2 separate regions of the Homo sapiens genome follow, and region 1 is linked to region 2. Evidence: read pairs that join two places in POLR2A ChIA-PET (ENCODE). Cell type or tissue: MCF 10A. All regions are shown on one strand. Each heading gives the region's core, and the rest is flanking DNA. Links, peaks and the distances in the headings are about the cores only. Region 1 overlaps SCPEP1 (serine carboxypeptidase 1). Region 2 overlaps MSI2 (musashi RNA binding protein 2).

Region 1 (10,542 bases), core at 255-4,254, 350 kb before region 2:
AGTGTTTCATATTTATTGTTAAAAATCCAAACATTACAGAAAAGTGTAGAGGAAAAAGTGAAAGCCCCTGGCCTCCTATGCCGCTGTTAAGTTTGGTTTCTTTTTTCATAGCCGAGGTTTTTTCCTTATTCCTGCAATGTACTGGGGTGGCTAAATTACCAAACTATAAAACAAATCATCTCTAGCCTAGCATGGCTGTCTCTACCAGGCTTGGAATTTACCTGTACATTAGGCACTCTTCTGGAGAGTGAAATTGAACTTCTGTTTCAGGAGCTGTCATTGACTGGCCCACAGAGGAGGGCAAGGAAGTATGGGATTATGTGACGGTCCGCAAGGATGCCTACATGTTCTGGTGGCTCTATTATGCCACCAACTCCTGCAAGAACTTCTCAGAACTGCCCCTGGTCATGTGGCTTCAGGTAAAGTAGCTTCCCAGCCTGGCCTGAGGTCAAAGCCAAGTCTCCTCTGTGTGGCTCTTTGCTTGCTTTTTGGGCTGATGTCTCAGCAGTGAAGGGCGGATTTGGTCCAGCAGTGTGACCTGGGGGTTCGGCGTGCTTCTGAGGTAGGCTGAGGCAATGGTATAGCCAAGGAGGCTAAATCAGAGGGCGAGGGGGTTCTAGCCTTTTGCCAGAGTCTCTTTATATTTCCAGACGGTCACAAGAAGGCTCACTGAAAACTCCTGATGATACATTTGAATACATAGTGATAGAAAGTGTTTTGAGGCCGGGCACAGTGGCTCATGTCTGTAATCCCAGAACTTTGGGAGGCCGAGGTGGGTGGATCATACGAGGCCAGGAGTTCGAGACCAGGCTGGCCGACATAGTGAAACGCTGTCTCTACTAAAAATATTTAATACAAAAATTATCCAGGCATGGTAGCACATACCTATAATCCCAGCTACTCAGATGGTTGAGGCATGAGAATTGCTTGGACCCGGGAGGCGGAGGTAGCAGTGAGCTGAGATCGTGCCACTGCGCTCCAGCCTGGGCGACAGAGCAAGACCCTATCTCAAAAGAAAAAAGAAAAGAAAGTGTTATGGAAGGTTCCAAAGCAAAGACCTGAGGTAGCCTGACCCTCCCTTCCTCTCCATACAATCCTTTCCTGAACCCTAACTTCTTACCCCCAGAAAACCTGATCTTTTGAAGGGACTGCTACAAGCCTTCTGCACCTTCGTGTGACTGTTGCGCCTTCCCCCTTTCCCTGAGTGTGTTTGCATTTTAACCTTGAGCTCTGATTGTAGGATGGAAGGCAGGGAGCTGGTTGAAAGATTTGTAGGGACAGGCAGAGGCTCTTTTCTGGCATTTCTGAAATATCTGTCCAGAGATGGCCCACCCCCACCCGGAAGACCACCCACCAGGGAGGAATTAAGGAACATGGTCTTGCCTCTGGAAAATGTAGGCATGGCCCAGCTGGAACCCTGGGCCCCTCATCAGTAAATAGGGACCCTGGTGCTCACCTCCATAGGATGCTACTGGGACGTCTTCCAACAATGCTGGTATTTATAAGCAGCCTCCCACCACCTGGGTTTTGCCTCCCAGGATGGTCGATGCAGACTTTCTGGTGAGATAGAGCGAAAATGAGCAGTTTTCAGGGAGGGGCCTTTCTCTTTTGGAATTATCACTTGTGCCACCTCTGAGGGCTAGAGCTGAGGCTCAGCCCCAGGTGCGGTTATGATAATGCAGAAAAAGAACCCTTGTATGTCAGCCTGGGGAGCCCTGTTCACCTCCGGTGGCTGGAGACAAAGGTGCGGCACAATTGGCAGGGAGAGCCAGGCCGTGGACAAGCTCAGGCCTGCCGTCAGGGGCCTCGGGTTTTCAGTGCCTACCTGCCACTTAGAGCCATGGCAAGATACTTCCTCCTCTGGGCCTTGGCTGTCTAATCTGGGAGATTTTGGTGGTTTTCAAACTTTTTGTTCATCAGCAGAACTTTTCTTTTTTTTTTTTACCCCCAAATGAAAGCTTACAAAGGGGAGACAAAGCAGACAAAAGCACAAGTGCTGAGGCTGAGGCTTCTCCTTTGAAGTTTATCAACTGAAGAGAATAAATTGCTCTTCACTTACCCAGAGACCCAAGAGAGAAGAAGAAAGATTATGCTTACAGAAGAAATAACTAATTTAGATGAAAAGGAGATCTATTTTAGCAGCCTACTGAGGACATGGTGCTGACTTCTCTCGGGGGAATCTTTGAGAATCGAAGTCATGTCTTCTGAGTGGGTTAGCAAACTATGTTAGGGACACTTTCAAGTCTTCGAAGCGTTTCACTTGGTCCACTGACACACTGACTGTGTCTCAGAGTTTCTGGATAGCCCTGGGCCATGCTAGCACCCTATCCCAAAGTTCTAGACAAAAAAGAGGTTTTACAATAGGATATATTCACGTAGAACAGAGGCTTCCTCCATCCAGCATCTCATTGCCTTTTGAGGAGAGGGGAATGAGGAGAGAGGAGAGGGAGAGGTCATCTTCTGCTGTCTCCCTGGCATACCAGAAGCAGAGGAGAACTGAGATTTCTCCCACAAAGACCCAACCCCTAGGATTTCCAGCTTTTCTCCTTTTGCTTTGATCCTACCTCATCCTAATAAGTCCATTAGGAAAAAGGAACCCAGCTTTCATTGGAGGGTAGATCCCTGGCTTTAATTTATTGCATATTGCATTATAAATATTTTTCAATGTTGCCACATCATTTTTCGTAGTTCATGATTCTAAGTGGCAGTGTAGCATTCCATGCAGTAGATGTGGTATGGTTGCCTAACCTGTTCCCCTATTTGGGGGACGTTTGAGTTGCACCCTTACTTCTGTTATTTTTAATAGGACTGCGGTTAACATCTTCATCTGGTTTGTGAACTTTTTACTGCTTAGGAAATCTTAAGATACAAAGGGCATATGATCAGGGGGATGTATAGCCTTCCAATTTTATCAGAGTTAGGTTGGTCCAGGTTCAAAACATTAGTGTTGTAAAGTCTTTCCCTTTTGGGGCCCTCTTGCCGTTGCTAGTTACCCTTTAGCCCTGACTCTATCTTGTCTTTTTTTTTTTTTTCTTTAGATTTCCCTACACAAATTGCCCTGGCTTTTGTTTTGCCCAAGGTATTCCCTTTCATCTTTTTTTTCTTTTTCTTTTTTGAGATGAGGTCTCGCTCTGTCACCCAGGCTGGAGTGCAGTGGCGCAGTCTCGGCTCACTGAAACCTCCACTTTTTGGGTTCAAGTGATTCTCGTGCCTCAGCCCCCCGAGTAGCTGGGACTACAGGCGCACGCACCACACCCGGCTAATTTCCTGTTCTTAGTAGACGCAAGGTTTCACCATGTTGGCCAGGGAGGACTTGAACTCCTCTCGAACTCCTGACTTCAAGTGATCTGCCTGCCTTGGCCTCCCAAAGTGCTGGGATTACAGGCGTGAGCCACCGCACCCGGTCCCCATTTCGTCTTTTCATATCTCCCTTTCCTACCCATCCTGCTAGTGCACAGAGAGGCCATATCCTTTTATTCTAGGTCCTCTGCCCTTTCCCTCGCCTCAGCTGACAGGGCCCTTCTCATAGACTCCCCACCTCAATTGGCCCCTGGATTTGTCCAGAAAAAGCACTGACCATCTTTTCCCCTGACCACCTCCCAAAGAGCCTCCTCTTGTCTCAATTAGAAAGCCCACCCAACCTGTCCTATTTGCCTCTTAGTTTCTTTTTTCTCTGAAGCCCTCAGAGCCCATAGAACTGCCCCCAACACCGAGCTGTGGTTCAGAATCCTGCCTTTCCCTCTCCCATGGATGCTCACAGTATCAAACTCTCCCTGCCCTGGGACTTTAGAAACTGCTGCATTATATCCACAGAATCTGCTTGATCAAACTGCTTCTAAGTCTGGGTCCCTTATCAATCCACAGGGACTCTGAAGAGTCTCCCATCTCCTGGGGAGAGGGTGATGGAGGAAGAGTCAGAAGGCCCAGTGTCTAGTCCGGTTAGAGCTCCTTCAGGTCAGCAAGGCCTACGGCAGGCCAAGGCTCCAGCTCAGAAAATCAGGAGGCAGCTGGGTGTGATGGCTCACACCTGTAATCCCAGCACTTTGGGAGGCTGAGGCGGGAGGATTGCTTGAGCCCAGGAGTTTGAGACCAGCCTGGGCAACATGGTGAAACCTCACCTCTACAAAAAATACAAAAATTAGCCGGGCTGGGCATGGTGGTGTGCGCCTATAGTTCCAACTACTTGAGGGGGCTGAGGCGGGAGGATCACTTGAACCCCAGAGGTAGAAGCTGTGGTGAGCCGAGATTGCACCACTGCACTCCAACCTGGGTGACAAAGTTAGACTCTGTCTGAAAAGAAAAGAAAAGAAAAGAAAAAATCAGGAGTCAGGAACATTCCATTGTGGACCTCTTAGCTCAGCTCTGCTCCTTTCAGAGAAAAACCTCAGCAGTTACTAGGGGAGCTTTGCTAATGTGGAAGTCCCTGGTTCACTAGAGAAATTGTGTCTTTTGTGCAAATTGACCCAGCCATCACTAACTCATAAACCATCTATAGCAAATGTGGTCATTCATTGTAAAGACTAAGATCTGACTAAAATTTTTGTTTGTTTCTTCTCTCTTCCATAGGGCGGTCCAGGCGGTTCTAGCACTGGATTTGGAAACTTTGAGGAAATTGGGCCCCTTGACAGTGATCTCAAACCACGGAAAACCACCTGGGTACAGTGAGGACAGTCCTGAGCTAAACCTTGCCCCGTGGCCTCTCAGAGGCCCTGCCCAACTCTGGGAGGGGCCACAAATGTAGCAATCCCTCGCTGTCCTTTTCCTTTTCCTGTGACTACTGAGGCCATGGGCACTTGTCCGCAGGCTTCCTCTCTGGCCTAGCTTCTCTCCCATTTCTCAGGACAGCTTATCTTGCACCAGTCTGCCTCGCCTTCTCCAAAACAACCCCTCTCTCCAGCTGCCTTCAAAAACCTACTACAGCAGACACCTGGGACCCTGTGTTATGCACGCTGGCCATCTCCGCGGCCTCAGACACCATGGTTGCACCCTCCAGCCACAGCCCCCAGTCCTTTTCTCTCTCTCCTATCCTCCTACTTGTATCTTGACTTCCCCTTTCAATGTCTCTCTTGCTGCCCTTCTCACACCTCCCCCTCATTCTTATCGTCTCTTCCTTCCCTCACCCCTCTGTGGTCAACTCCCATATCCTTCTCCCTTTACAGCCTTGCCAAACCCAGCCTTGGGTCACTCCCACTGTCCACCTGCTTAGCCCTTACGCCCAGGCTGCCCATGGGCAGAACTGCACACCCACCCTGGGGCTGCTGCACAGCGTGGGCCCCACTCAGGGCTTGTGGCTGTTCCTCTCTCTGTGCTCCCACTCTCCCGGCTGCACCTATTGCTATGAATGTTCTCCACTTTCCTCAGTGCTCCTCCTCCAGCCTCCCTCTCGCATTAGAAGCTAAGCTTTCTGCTCTTTTTTTTTTTTTTTGGAAATGGAATGTCCCTCCGTCACCAAGGCTAGAGTGCAGTGGCACGATCTCAGCTCACTGCAACCTCTGCCTCCTGGATTCAAGCGATTCTCCTGCCTCAGCCTCCCGAGTAGCTGGGATTATAGGCATGCGCCAGCACGCCCGGCTAATTTTTGTATTTTTAGGAGAGACGGGGTTTTACCATGCTGGTCAGGCTGGTCTTAAACTCTTGACCTCGTGATCCACCTGCCTCAGCTTCCCAAAGTGCTGGGATTACAGGTGTGAGCCACTGTGCCCGGCCACTTTCTGGTCTTTCTTTGTTTTTTTTTTTCTGTTTTTTTGTTTTTGAGACAGAGTCTCGCTCTTTCGCCCAGGCCAGAGTGCAGTGGCGCTATCTCGGCTCGCTGCAAGCTCCGCCTCCCGGGTTCACACCATTCTCCTGCCTCAGCCTCCTGAGTAGCTGGGACTACAGGCGCCCGCCACTGCGCCTGGCTAATTTTTTGTATTTTTAGTAGAGGTGGGATTTCACCATGTTAGCCAGGATGGTCTCGATCTCCTGACCTCGTGATCCTCCCACCTCAGCCTCCCAAAGTGCTGGGATTACAGGCGTGAGCCACCGTGCGCGGCCTCTGGTCTTTCTTAAGTGCTTCCTACTCTTGCCTCAGGGTCTTTGTACATGCTGTCCTCTTGGCCTGGGCCTTTCCTGTGCTTGGTTCCAACAGAAGTCTCACTTCCAGGAGTGGTTGTAGAGTCATCCCCTACCTCCACTCCCCACCCCCATTGTCCCCAAGCCTCCTAGAACTAAAAGGGCCATATGAGTGAGGACCATGGTCCCAGTCCTGATGCTGCCACTGCCTGTCCGATCTTGTGACCTTAGGCACATTCTGGGCTCTTTCTGGGCTTTAATTTCCTCATCAGCAAGGGACATGGCTGGACTGTGTCATTATTCAGGATCTTTTATATGTAAATTTTATAACTTTCAACCTCTTTGGAAAAGGTATTAGAATAAATTCTGCTCTTGCAGTGTACAGAGAAGCCAGGACAATGTGGAAATTTGATGCATTTCCAAGAAAACTGATGTGTGTCCAGACTTTGAGTGTCCTCTGGCTTCTTCGAGTTAGTGCATAGACTGTCTCTGCATGCTTCTTTCTGCGCTAGTTTATTACATTTAGTACATTTGTATTGTATGAAAAGCAACAGCCCAGATTATTTGATCCCCGTGTGTGTTAATCTTTCCTTCCTGCCTCTCCCTTTTTTTTTTTTTGCGGCGGCGGGGGCGGTTGGCCTTTCTTTGTTTTTGTTTTTTTTTCTATGTTCCTGTCCCTTATTTTTAAAAATCTCTTTTAGCAACAGGGATATCATCACCACGCTGGTATCCTCACATGTGTGGGTTTTGCTGAGCTAGTAGAAAATGATCCAAAGATGATTGGTGACCAAATGTCTGATTGCAACATTTCGTTTTCCTCCGTGGTACATAGCTCCAGGCTGCCAGTCTCCTATTTGTGGATAATCCCGTGGGCACTGGGTTCAGTTATGTGAATGGTAGTGGTGCCTATGCCAAGGACCTGGCTATGGTGGCTTCAGACATGATGGTTCTCCTGAAGACCTTCTTCAGTTGCCACAAAGAATTCCAGGTAAGCAAAGACTCAGGAACAGCTAAGTAAAGGGCTGGCAATATCAACTCTACATCCATCAGCATAAACCTGAACTGCCTCCAGAGTTTAATGCCTAGCTGATTTCAGAGAAAACTTTTTAATTCCCAAGATTGGGTTGTGGACTTTTGTTTCTGTCATCTCTAAAGTTGATATTTAACTTGAAAGAATGACCTTGGAGTGAGCATTCTAATCAGACGCAATAATCAGATATGGAGTGGTGGGGGAGGAAGACAAAGCAGATTTGTTTTTTCTGGTCATTACGTGCAATAGAAATTTGAAATTAATTTGTGTGACTCAAAAAGCAATCAAGGTAGTTAATTCTGTGTAATTCCTTTTCTTGCTAGACAGTTCCATTCTACATTTTCTCAGAGTCCTATGGAGGAAAAATGGCAGCTGGCATTGGTCTAGAGCTTTATAAGGTAATGGAAAATAACTTTGTTGTTATGGTTTTGGACAGAAAATCAATTATGTTACTTTTATGTACTCACGTGCTATTAAATATACTTTGAATAGGGCCATGTACATGCAGAGTACGATTAAATCTGTAGTAATAACCATAAAAAGTTTTTAAAAGAAGAATGAAGATTGCCCTGCTAGATCTGGAACAAGATATAAAGCATGAGTGAGTAAAAGAATGTGGTACTAACATAGCAATAGACAAATAGGTTAATTGCAACAGGATACAGAATCCAGAAACACACACACATATATATGTATGTGTATCATATATTTGTATTTTATATAAATATATATGATCATATATAAATATAAGATAACGTTTCAAATCATTGGGGCATGGATATAATGTCGATAAATGTTATGGAGACAAATACCTATCACTTTGGAAAATAGAAAACTTGTATTCCTGCCTTGTATAAAATATTAATTCTGGATGGATTAAAATCTAAACATAAAAATAAAAATAATGGAGACAAATACCTATCACTTTGGAAAATAGAAAACTTGTATTCTTGCCTTGTATAAAATATTAATTCTGGATGGATTAAAATCTAAACATAAAAATAAAAATTAGGACAGAATGCAGTGGCCCACGCCTATAATCCCAGCACTTTGGGAAGCCCAGGCAGGAGGACTGCTTGTGACCAGGAGTTCCAGACCAGCCTGGGCAACATAGCGACACCCTGTTTCTACAAAAAAAAAAAAAATAATAAGCTGGGCACAGTGGCTCCTGGCTGTAATCCCAGCTACCTGGGAGGATGAGGTGGGAGGATCGCTTGAGCTCAAGGAGTTGAAGCTGCAGTGAGCTGTGATCATGGCACTGCACTCCAGCCTGGGTGACAGAACAAGACTGTGTCTCAGGAAAAAAATGAAAACAAAAACCAAAACCAATGTCCTAGTAGAAAAATGTGGACAAGCAATTTGTAGAAGAAATATAAACAGCCTTTAGACATAAGAAAAATCTTCAGCTTTTATTAGTAAGCCAAGTCCATGAGATTTGTAAATATTTAAAAGACTGATAACACCCAGTTTTGGTAAGAAGTCAGGGAAATAAGTGCTGTCGTGCACTTTTGATGGGAATACAAATTAATTTAAATTTAAAAGGACAATTTGACAATGTCAATTTTTTAAAGATATGTGTCATTTCACCCAATAATTTTGTCCTATGGGAATACTTATACATATGTATATGTCAGAGAATGTTTATTATGCCATTGTTTATAATGTTTATAAACTGAAAACAGCTGGTTGGCTGTCAGTAGAGGATTGCTTAAATAAAGTAGGTATATCTTTCCAAGATGAAACCCTTTGCAGCCAGCATAAAGAATGGATCCAGGCGGGCGCGGTGGCTCATGCCTGTAATCCCAGCACTTTGGGAGGCCGAGGCCGGCAGATCGCTTGAGGTTAGGAGTTGGAGAGCAGCCTAGCCAACATGGTGAAACCCCATCTCTACTAAAAATACAAAAATTAGCTGGGCATGGTAGTGCACGCCTGTAATCCCAGCTACTAGGGAGGCTGAGGCAGGAGAACTGCTTGAACCCAGGGAGCAGAGGTTGCAGTGAGCTGAGATTGCGCCTCTAGTCTGGGTGACAGAGCGAGACTCTTTCTCAAAAAAAAAAAGAATGGATCTTAGCACTTTGGGAGGCTGAGGTAGGAGGATTGCTTGAGATCAGGAGTTAGAGACCAGCCTGGACAACATAGTGAGACCCCTGTCTCTACAAGAAAGAAAAAAGAAAGAATACAGAGAGCTATATATACTGAGTGTGGAAAGTTCTCCTTTGGGTATTTAGTTGTGGAACGATATGAGATAACTTTGTTTGTAAGTCAAAAACACTTCCATATGTGGAGATAGATTTGTATGCTGTGACGGCAAACAAAAGGGTTAGAAGGATACATGACACACTTAACTGCAGTCAGTTGGTGAGTGTGAGGGCACAAATGAGACAAAGTAAAAGACTTTCACATTTCCTTCTATCTCCTATGTTTGAATATCAGTGAGCTTAAATAAGGGTTTTTTTTAAGATTTATTAATTTAAAAAACTTATAGAAACAGCATATGTACATTATAGAATATTGGAAACTGTAACAAGCATAAATTAAAAATGAAAACTTCACCTTCCCACCTGATGGAGATCACTATAGTTAGCATCTGGGTATATAGCTTTCTAAATATTTTTGTGCACATTTATATAGAATTGTTTAGCTGAATGAGATCATATTATACATACTGGTTTCAGCCTGCTTTCTTCAATCAGTAGTTCTCAACTTTCTATTTCTGTAAATTTTCATCTCAAATATTCAGACTTTTTCTTTTTGAGACAGGATCTTGCTGTGTTGCCCAGACTAGAGGCTGGAGTACAGTAGCATGATCATGGCTCACTCCAGCCTCTGCCTCCTGGGCTCAAGTATCCTCCTGCCTCAGCCTCCCGAGTAACTGGGACTACAGACGAGCACTACCGTGCCTGGCTAATTTTTGTATTTTTTTGTAGAGATGGGGTTTTGCCATGCTGCCCAGGCTAGCCTCGACCTCCTGGGGTCAAGTGATCCTCTGACCTCAGCATCCTGGGTATCTGGGACTATAAGGCACATACCACCATGTCCCACTGATTTTTTAACTTTTTGTAGAGATGGGGGTCTCACTACATTGCCTAGGCTGGTCTTGTATTCCTAGGCTCAAGCGATCCTCCTGCCTAAGCTTCCCAAAGTGTTGGGATTACTGCGTGAGCCACTGCACCTGGCCTGAGGACGTTTCTTGTTTCCTCTTTCAGGCCATTCAGCGAGGGACCATCAAGTGCAACTTTGCGGGGGTTGCCTTGGGTGATTCCTGGATCTCCCCTGTTGGTAAGTGTGGCATTTTCAGGCATTTTTTCACTCCCCTTTTGCCCATCCTTTCCTGGGACTTTGGGCTGTGTTGTCCAGATCAAAGAGCTAAGCAGGAGAATGTTCTGGGCCCTTAGAGAAAGTGTTTGCTACATCCAAGAAATATAGAGACAGAGTGCCTACCATGGACCACTAAGGGCTGA
Region 2 (10,609 bases), core at 2,269-6,268:
TGACACTTCCCTTGTAGCCCTTGGCTTTTCAGTTCCTGAAGGAGCCAGCAGGTAAGATGGGGAAAAGCTGCCTCTGCTGTCTTCCAAGTGGCTGTGCATGTTGGCCCATGGATACTTATATCTATGTCACCAGCTGACACCTCTCTTCTTCTGCCTGGCTCGGAAGGTGTTTTGTTTTAGTTTGGTTTGTCTTTAATAAGGGAGCAGTGGCCATTTCAGAGATGGGTGGCTGTAGATCCTCCTCCTGAACCAGCAGAGGCCAACTCCATTCCATCCTGGACCTTTCCCTCCTCCTTCACTTTCTTCCAGCCTCTCCTCTTGACCTGTGGCTCAGAAGGGCATGTGACAAGTGCTGTCCCCACCTCACTGACCCACTGATTGCTCTTACCAGATTTGCTTCTTTGAGCCACTGGGGCAGGGACTGACTGGGCCACATGCACCTGACTGCTGAACTTTGCCAACCTGCTTGTGAGCTGGAGGAGAGCAAGGCAGGCATGCAGAAGAGGAGGGTTGAGTTGCCACAGCTCAGAGCCCAGTGCTGCCAAAATCACCACTTTGTCATTTGGTACATCAGAAAGTGGTATCTACCTATGTTTATCACAGCACAGTTCCCAGTTGCAAAGATATGGAGCCAACCTAAGTGCCCATCAACTGATGAATGGATAAAGAAAATGTGGTATATATGCACTGTGGAATACTACCCAGCCATAAAAAAGAACAAAATAATGTCTTTTGCAGCAACTTGGATAGAGCTGGAGGCCATTATTCTAAATGAAGTGACTCAGGAATGGAAAACCAATTATCACATGTTCTCACTTACAAGTGCAAAGGCACACAGAGTGGTTTAATGGACATTAGATGCTCAAAAGGAGGAAAGTGGGGGAGGGTGAAGGATAAAAAAACTACATATTGGATGCAATATATGCTATTCAGCTAACAGGTGCACTGAAATCTCAGACTTCAGTATGCAATTCATCCATGCAACTGAAAACCACTTATACCCCAAAAGCTATTGAAATACAAAAATTATTAAAAACAAAAAAAGAAAGTGGAGTCTAAAAAAGGGACGTGTTTGAGTCCTGAACACAGAGCAAATGAGTGTGGGCTGTCTTCTTGCACCGGTTGCCCCCTCGGCCCTGTTAAGAGGCCAAGCCTGGGCACCACTGGGTGTGCAGCGGCTATTCCTCTTTTTTACCCCCTTTGCTGACCGAGTTGGTGTTGTCATCTCTTCCCTGACCATTTGACCCACCTCCAGCTGGCCACCTCCTTCCTCTGTTCCTCTGCCTGTCCATTTACCAGGCACCTACCCAGGGGGATTTTAGGAAAATGTAGATCAGATCAAATTCTTAAGGGGCTCCCATACGGATGCCTGCCGTACCAAGCGTGATGCTTCAGCATGACTTATGCACAATTTGGGATCTGCCCCGGCCTCATTTTCTGGCGTCTCCTCTTGCTACTCCTGCACACACATCTTAGACTGCGCTCCATGACCTGTTGTGTTTCCTGAACATTCTTCACTGATTGCTACCTCCTGCCTTTGCATCTGCTGGTCCCTCTGCTGGGAATGCCCACCTGCCTAGTTCAGTGGGGCTCCCTTTTTTCCTTCAAGCGGCAGCTTAAACCGTGCCTTTTTAGCAAAACATTTCCCGTCACCCCCATTAGGTTGTTTGCTGCTGCTGCTTTTGTAGCCTCTAATGCTTCGTTGCTGTATGGTGCAGGTTACAGACCCTTAGCTACAATTCTCATATCCCCCAAATTTTGAAAGCCAAACTTTTTTTTTTTGTAATTCATCTGGCTACAAAATCTGAACTGTCTTCAGACACTTGGTAGTATTTCTTGATCCCGCTTAGTGTGGCTATCTGTGGGTTTTGCTTACTCCCAGCGGGTTTGATCACAGGTGCTGTTCCAAGCCCTGGGGGAGAGGAGGTGGGTACTGTAGGCTATGTGATACATGACTTATTACCTGTCTGCAAGCAGAAACACCTACATCCAAACCGATTTGGCCCCAGGGCTTGGGATAAGAGATATAGGTCTGTATTTCTTGGTTCAAGTTGGCCTCTTCCTACTAAACTGTAGGGCCTTGGACTATGTCCTAGTCAATATCTTTGTGTTTCCTTAGAGGCCTCATGATTAACTGGCACTGTGAGAGTAAATACCCAGTGAGACTGTCTTGGTGAATGGATAATAGTAGCTAACATTTATGAAGCTCTCACTGTGTGTCAGGCTGTGTTCTAAATGCTTTACTTATTTCCGCTCATTTGATCTTAACACTAGCCCTATGAGAAGTTACTTATCTTATCCCTGTTTGATAGATGGGAAAACCAAGGCAGCTGCTGCTGAAGTAGCTTGCCTGGGGTCATGTGGCTTGGAAGTGGAGAGGGAGATTTGAATTCAGGAAGCCTGATTTTAAACCACGGACTAGTAGCAATTGGAAGGACTATACCTTGTCCCACTGCAGTGTTTGTGCCTTCTGGCTGTCACAGTTGGAATAGAACTGCTCATCTGAGAGTGTTTTTGATAGGGTGATAAAATGACTAGACATGAGAGTTAAGAAGGGAAAAACCTCCCGTGGTTATTGAGTGTTTTACTGAGTGCCAAATGGAGCTCGGTACTTACAGAAACAGACCATCCACTGGAAGTAATAGCTGTCTTCATGGTCATCTTGTCCAACATCTAAAAAGATGACAAACCACAGGGCTGGGCACGGTAATCCACCGTAATCCAAGCAACTTGGGAAGCTGAGGCAGGAGGATCACTTGAACCTAGGAGTTTGAGGTTGCAGCAACCTATGATTGTGCCACTGCACTCCAGCCTGGGTGACAGAGGGACACCCCATCTCTAAAAAATGAGAAAAAGAAAAAGTGACAAATCTGAGGCCCAGAGAGGTAACGTGACTCATCTGAGGTCACACAGCCAGTGTACATCGCAGGGACCCAGATCTAATACAGTGGGTGCCTTTTCTCTTGCTTCAGCAAGGTACCTGGAATGAGTGCTGAGTCCTGTGGCTTTCAGCCCAGAATTGTGGAAACTCTACCCTTGGTTGGCTATCTTCTTCCAGCTGACCATGTGATTTGTGAATTGGTGTCAGACAAACTTTTAGAACACAAGAAGTGTTCTATTCAACACGTCTCTTCTTTGTGGCATCAAGGGATAATGTGGTGTGTGGGGGCCCCAATCCTTTGCTCCTACTCTCTGAGCTTCGGGTAGACAAAACAGGATTGATTGTGTCTCTTTCACCAGTTAGTGTGATGACTGCTTTCACAATCTTGTCGCAAAAACCAAGCCACTATGGGATGCCTCCAAGGTCATTGGCTGATGGTGTTGTGCTAGGGAGGCCCTAGTTTGTGAGTAAAGCTGGGATATGAGGGACTTGTAGTTCAGGCTCAGCCTTCTGTTCAGGGTGAGACATTTGCCCTTGACTGCTTGTGTGTGTGGGAGCCCATTGTCAGGCAGGCCCGTAAATCTGGTCTGAGTTTGATACTTCTTTCCCCCTCCATCTGGGACAGGTGAGTTGCATTTCCCAGGAGTAGCTCAGATGTTTTTGGCTTCACCCCCTATAATTTAGTATGCAAAGGCACTACTGTTGGGGGGAGTGGGTAGGGGACACAGATTTCTTTCTTTTTATTAATTTCTTTAACTATCTGTTTATCTCAGCAAGGTTCATGTTCTAATAGCAAAATAACCAGACTCAAAGGTAACTACTTCTTTATGGCAAAAATCCCAAAATGTGCCTGTATTGGCTTCTGTCCATCTGTCTCTTTGTCCTTCTGTTCATCCATCCATCCATCCATCCATGCATCTACCTAGCCATCCATCCATGTATTCATCTATCCATCCATCCATCCATCCTTCATGCAGCCATCCATCCATGCATCCATTTATCCATCCATCCATCCATGCATCCATCCATTCATCCATCCTTCATCCATCAATCCATCCATCCTTCATCCATCAATCCATCCATCTTGTCCCCCATCTGGTGAATTCTTTCTTTCCTTGTAGGCTTTCTGATGTAAATGTAGACATAACTTTGTATATATTTCTCCTCTTAAAAAATTAGATCACATTATACATTTAGATCACATTATAAAATTAGACCCCACTACAGAAAACATGTTGTTTTGTAAGTTGCTCCCAGTGCAGTTTTTGCCGGTTACACACATCAACAGCAACATTTTCAATGGCAGCAGAATGCTCCATTGTATAGATATAACCTAATTTAACTAATCCTCTGTGGTTGGACAGCTGTGTGGCTCAGCTTTGCCTGTATAAACAGACAATGAACATCTTTGAAGAGTCTTTTTTTTTTTTTTAAACCCACTTGTTTGATTATTGCCTGAGGAGACATTCCTCTATATGGAATAGGTGGGTTAAAGTTTGTGTGTTTGGTTTGGGTTGGGTTTGGTGGAGGGGGACTTTGAATACATTTTGGTGGTTTATGTGGCTGAATTTTAGTTGTCTTGCTGATTCCTCAGTCATTAGGTTTTGGGGGCCCCGATAGGAATATAAATTCATTTTAATATTTGTGAATGATTAAGAAAGTAGATCTCTTGGGAGGCTGAGGCAGGAGAATCGCTTAAACCTGGGAGGCGGAGGTTGCAGTGAGCCAAGATTGTACTCCAGCCTGGGTGAGGGGAGTGGAGACTCTAGCTGGTGTGTGCCCTGAGATGGTATTTGGACAGTAGTACCCAGTAATGACATAGAAGATGCTGGGATTGTGTGTTGTTTCACTTTGCAAGAATGCATTCCAGGGGTTTATTTGAATTTCTCCCTGCAAAACAGCTCTACATTTTGTAGAAATAGGATTATTAGAGGAGGTTTTTAGCACCTTCAATTACATTTGGAAAACACTGTATTTCTTTTGGCTTGGTTGTTAAAGACAAGTAAATAATTTTTTTAAAAAGGTAAATGGTAATATTTTGCATTCCCAAGAGTGTGTTCTGTCCTTTAAAGTTGCTGTGTTCAACAGTAAATTATTTGATTCCTTCTAACAATACCCCTGTGTGGGAGGCATGTATAAACTTCCATTAATGGCAAACAACATGGTAAACCCAAGCTCAGAAATGTGTAATTTCTTACCCCTCTGGGTGGGCCAGAAACTCATAGTGGGGTTTTACTAGGATGTAACTGTGGGTGTTTGTGTGGGGAGGGTTAGGGGGTGTGTGTCACTGAGGGTATATAGAGGTTTTCTCAAAGACTTATTTACATGAGTTAGTGAAAAAAGGTTTGTCCTTCTTCTCTCCCTCTTTCCCCGGTGTTTGAGTCCCTTGTGAGGAGCTGATGTGCACGATGAATTCATCTCAGCCAGCAGGCTGTTTAAAGTATAATCAAATCAGAACCCCTGTTTTCCGAGTTACGTAATTTTGCAGAACGGACACAGAGGCTCCTGGGAAAAACTGCCTGTCCGCCTGTTAATATTAAGGTCCATTTATAAAATTAGAAGCTATGTTGAACAGATGAATCTGAAATGGAACTTGCCTATTAAAGTTTTTTGTTTTTGTTTTTGTTTTTTTTTTTTGGTCAGATAGCCTTATTTAACCTTTCTGTGTCTCAGAGGTTGGTGGCCTTTGCCTATGGTGCCTTCATGGAAAAAGTTCTAAATATAGCTCCTGTTTGTTGTTGAATAATGACTTGCGAGGGCGGATGGTAGAGTTTCCAACTTCTTTAAGTCAGCAAACTGGACAAGAGGGCATCTAGTCCGAAGGAAAGCCATGTGCCTGAGTGTTCAGCACTGCTGCTGTTTTTACTGTGGTCCTGGGTTTAGTGGATGTTCAGTACACTGTGCCTGTCTCTCTTGATTGTCCTTCTCCTCCCAGTTTTTACCTCCAAAAGCCTGTAACTTTTTCTTTTTTTTCTTTTTTTTTTTTTGAGACAGAGTCTCACTCTGTTGTCCAGGCTGGAGTGCAGTGGCGTGATCTCTGCTCACTGCAACCTCTGCCTCCTGGGCTCCAGCGATTCTCCTGCCTCAGCCTCCCTAGTAACCGGGATTACAGGTGCTTGCCGCCGGCTAATTTTTGTATTTTTAGTAGAGATGGGGTTTCGCCATGTTGTCCAGGCTCGTCTTGAACTCCTGACCTCAGGTTATCTGTCTGCCTCGGCCTCCCAAAGTGCTGGGATTATAGTCGTGAGCCACTGTGTCCGGCCTCCTTTAATTAATTCCTAACTTGTAAAGGGTACCTGCATGATTCAGATCCTGTGAAGACTTTTGTCTCTCAGGCGTTCCGCATCCATAGACCCTTGGCCATTATCCTAACAGAGTGTTGAAGTGGGTGGATGGTTTCAAAAAAAACACTTGGGTTTCATTCTGTCTGTTTCAAGGAAGCATTGTGCAGTGGTAGAACGAGCACCACAGCTGGGGTGGCACCCTGGGGTTCAAGTTTCTAGTGTATGTGACCTTGAACAAGACTTCAGTTTCTGTTCTCGGTAAAATGGGGGATTAGATTATATTCCTGGCCTTGCCCAAAGAGGTTTTATTCTTTTTTTTTGTGTGTGTGACGGAGTCTCACTCTGTACCCCAGGCTGGAGTGCAGTGGCGCCATCTTGGTTCACTGCAACCTCCACCTCCTGGGTCCTAGTTCAAGCAATTCTCCTGCCTCAGCCTCCCGAGTAGCTGGGATTACAGGCACGCACCACCATGCCCAGCTAATTTTTGTATTTTTAGTAGAGACAGGGTTTTACCACGTTGGCCAGGCTGGTCTCGAACTCCTGACCTCAGGTGATCCACCCGCCTCGGCCTCCGAAAGTGCTGGGATTACAGGCGTGAGCCACTGCGCCTGGCCATGTTCTTTGTGTCTCAGAGCAGTTTAAATTAAATAATGAAACTTCTTGAAGAACTGGCCCAGGACACACTGTCCAGTCTTCTGTGTTTCCACGTGGTTCCTCGATGAACCTGGAACCCAACGCAGACCTCTTTTTTGAGGCCTCTGAGCTGGGGAGGGGGCAGGGTGAGGGAGTGGGAGCTTGGGTTTTCAGTAACTTCTCTGGAAACTTAAGTGGAGGAGAGCAGAGATATCAAGAAAGGAAATATGTGAGATGAGTCGGACTGTCACCCTGGTGAGGACCATGGGTGAGCCACGTGAGGGTTGATCATCTGAATAGCTGCTGTTTTCCTTCTGCCCCTCCTGAGCGAGATCTGAAAGCTTTGAAGACTAGGACACATCTATGCAGTATAGACGTGCATGGAAGCCCCAGCGGATTCCTGAAGCTGCATTTCATGTGACCGGCATGTGACTGGAGGTGCTTGGCATGTAACCTTCCTTTGTGTTCACCAGCGTCAGTGTTCTGCGTTTCTAGGGTCTGTCTCAGAACAGTGAAGGCGTATCAGCCACCCCAAGGATCTGCCTGTTTACAGAGAATTTTTTTTAAATATTAAACTTCTCTCTATTTTGTAAGTTTACACCAGTAAAGCTGGAAGTTACACACAATATGACCCTAGCTCTTTATAGAATTGCTACTCTCGAGTTGCTTTTAGTGTTACAACCTTGATCTTTAAAATCGTACTCAAAAATATCAGTGATGACATTCATTCACCACCTCATTGTGGTCTCTTAAACTAAATGAGAAAATGGTATGGAAATTTAATAATAGAAAAGTTTGGTCCTCTCCCAGGCACTGATGAACCTTTCTCCTTTTGATGAAGAAAAGTTTGTAATTGGTCATGTTGCCATTTTTTTTTTTTTTTTTTGAAATGGAGTCTCACTCTGTCACCCAGGCTGGAGTGCAGTGGCATGATCTTGGCTCACTGCAACCTCCACCTCCGCGGTTCAAGCAATTCTCCTGCCTCAGCCTCCCTAGGAGCTGGGATTACAGGCGTGTGCCACCACATCTGGCTAATTTTTGTATTTTTGGTAGAGATGGGGTTTCTCCATGTTAGCCAGGCTGGTCTTGAACTCCTGACCTCAAGTGATCTGCCCGCCTCAGTCTCCCAAAGTGCTGGGGTTACAGGCATGAGCCATTGTGCCCAGCCTATGTTGCCATTTTTATTTGGGCTGCCAGGAAGCTGAGAGTCCAGTGTGAGAGTCACAATCTGTTGGTCCAGTTATTATTGTATTTATAATACATCCTTTCCATGGACATGATTTTCTGTAATTGTAATTTTACTGTTGGTTTTATGCTTCTTGTTGTTAGCCATCTCAGAGCCTTTGTGCAAAGAACTGGGTTAAGAATACTTTAAAAACAAACACACAATGAAAGAGAAAGAGCAAGGATTTCATGCTGTTAGCAAAGCTTTAGAATGTAAAAACTTGCTTCTCTTGAGAGAGAGAAAGAGAGCGAGGCTGATTAGCATGGTATTTAAGAGTATGGATGCAGGCCGGGCATGGTGGCTCAAGCCTGTAATCCCCACACTTTGGGAGGCCAAGGCGGGTGGATCACGAGGTCAAGAGATCAAGACCATCCTAGCCAACATGGTGAAACCTCATCTCTACTAAAAAGTACAAAAATTAGCTGGGCGTGGTGGCACACACCTGTAGTCCCAGCTACTCGGGAGGCTGAGGCAGGAGAATCGCTTGAACCTGGAAGGCAGAGGTTGCAGTGAGCCGAGATCATGCCACTGCACTCCAGCCTGGGCGACAGAGCGAGACTCTGTGTCCAAAAAAAAGAAAAAAAAAAGAGTACGGATGCAAGAGTCAGATGCCAGGGCTCAAATCCTGGCTGTCTCACTTTAGTGGCTGTGTGACCTGGAAAAGTTGCTAAACCTCTTTGTTCCTCAGTTTCCACATCTGTGAAATGGAAATGATATCCCCTCCCTCCTCATAGCGTTGCTGTGAGAATTAGATGGGTTAGTTAATACCAAAGACCCTGGGAAAGGTGTCTAGAACATATAAGCAGCCTGTAAGCTTTATCTATTACTAGCAAATGACTACTTTTTGGAATTATTTTTCCCCCCTGGAAAGTTCCCAGTGGCATTTGAGCTCTTCCTCTTCTCTCCCATTCTCCCAGCTCTGACTTTTTTACAGATTAATTCTTAATCTACCAAGCCAACTTTTCCCTGCTGTGATTTGTACCGTTTTTTTTTTTTTTGAGACAGAGTCTCACTCCATCGCCCAGGCTGGAGTGCAGTGGCACAATCTCCTCTCACTGCAACCTCTGCCTCCTGGGTTCAAGCGATTCTCCTGCATCAGCCTCCTGAGCAGCTTGGATTACAGGTGTGTGCCACCACACCTAGCTAATATTTTTTTGTATTTTTAGTAGAGACAGGGTTTTGCCATGTTGGCCAGCCTGGTCTCGAACTCCTGACCTCAGGTGATCTGCTGGCCTCCGCCTCCCAAAGTGCTGGGATTTATAGGCATGAGCCACTGTGCCTGGCCTGGTTTGTACCTTTTAAACGTATTATTATTATTATTTTAAATAAGAAAGGGAAAAAAAAAACAAAAAGATTTGCCCTCTAGGATCTGCATACTTTTTTTAGAAGATCAAGAAAAAGATGAAGTACTTTCTCTTGTCTCGAGCTACAGTGTGGCATGTCTGGCCCAATCCATCTGTGTGGTTTAGCAATGAGGGCTTTACCCCAGTTTGTCATCTTGGAAGATGACTTTGCTTCTCCATGCCTTAGTTTCCCTATAGTACCTTGGTGATCCGTTTCACTCCATTGTTGTCTCCAGGAAAGCATGGTTTCTGTCTCCTCCTGTCCTTCCCCCATCCCCAACCGGGGGCCATTCAGTAGACATTTGCTGAACACACGGATGCGTGGAGACTGAAGCCTCTGCTTGGCTGCCTTGTGCATTTCTTCGGAGTTTGAAATAAGATAACCAAAGTGAGAGTAGGTTTAGAAAAAGCCCCCTCGAATGGAAGGGTTTTTGATTCCTGTCTTTTCCCTACTCTTTGATGATGGCAAAATGCTGATAAAATCTGAGGGTTGGATGAAATGAAATAGCCCTTCAGGGTCCTCTGCCATCTGGGTAGGTGGTGATTAAAAATGGCAAGCCTCACAGCTTCCCTTGGAGAGCTGTCTGAGGCACTGCTGAAGGTGGATGTGCAAAGGGGCTTGGCATTAGGGGTTGGCTGAGGACTGGCAGGGCAGCTGGGGAACGCCTCTGAAAGCAACACTCCCCAAGATCTCATTAAAATGCTTCCTCTGGCCGGGTGCGATGGCTCATGCCTGTAATCCCAGCACTTTGGGAAGCCGAGGTGGGAGGATCGCCTCAGGTCAGGAGTTCGAGACCAGCCTGGCCAACATGGTAAAACTCCGTCTCTACTAAAAATACAAAAATTAGCCGGGCATGGTGGTGGATGCCTGTGATCCCAGGTACTCGGGAGGCTGAGGCAGGAGAATCACTTGAACCCACGAGGCGGAGGTTGCAGTGAGCCAAGATTGTGCCATTGCACTCCAGCCTGGGCAACAGTACGAGACTCCATCTCAAAAAAAAAAATAAATAAATAAGATAAAAAAATACGTCCTCCAATGGACTGAGATGGAGGAAAAGGGTTTGGGAAGAGAGACAACCTAAGGCTGGTAGGAGACTCTGAACTATGAATTTAATGGCAATTAAAGCAGAAAGACTTGAGCAAGTAGCTTTTTTTTTTTTAACCGTGCCCTGTAGTTATGATTTGTTCTTTGTAGTTAATTTAAAATAAGCATAATCTTTGTCTACTAGCTGGCTGTCCTGCC

The links. Peaks named below come from ENCODE experiments on the same cell type or tissue, not always from the same donor. Only the 100,000 strongest peaks of a DNase experiment are listed, where the experiment ranks them.
Region 1: POLR2A ChIA-PET joins it to region 2 with 6 read pairs; 3 of 35 experiments call an interaction of 5 or more read pairs at or near these places.

The regions. Positions count from the first base shown.
Region 1 is chr17:56,980,812-56,991,353 of GRCh38, forward strand. It overlaps SCPEP1 (serine carboxypeptidase 1), which reads left to right. Exons shown (of 13, transcript NM_021626.3): 2 at 271-419; 3 at 4,567-4,656; 4 at 6,884-7,039; 5 at 7,405-7,479; 6 at 10,288-10,360. Among named protein-coding and RNA genes, the nearest start is that of SCPEP1, 8.0 kb to the left of the region's middle. In MCF 10A, for the core only: no CTCF peak of the experiment used is centred there; a DNase peak (open chromatin) is centred at 1,770.
Region 2 is chr17:57,324,435-57,335,043 of GRCh38, forward strand. All of the region lies in intron 5 of MSI2 (musashi RNA binding protein 2), which reads left to right. Among named protein-coding and RNA genes, the nearest start is that of MSI2, 73 kb to the left of the region's middle. In MCF 10A, for the core only: no CTCF peak of the experiment used is centred there; no DNase peak of the experiment used is centred there.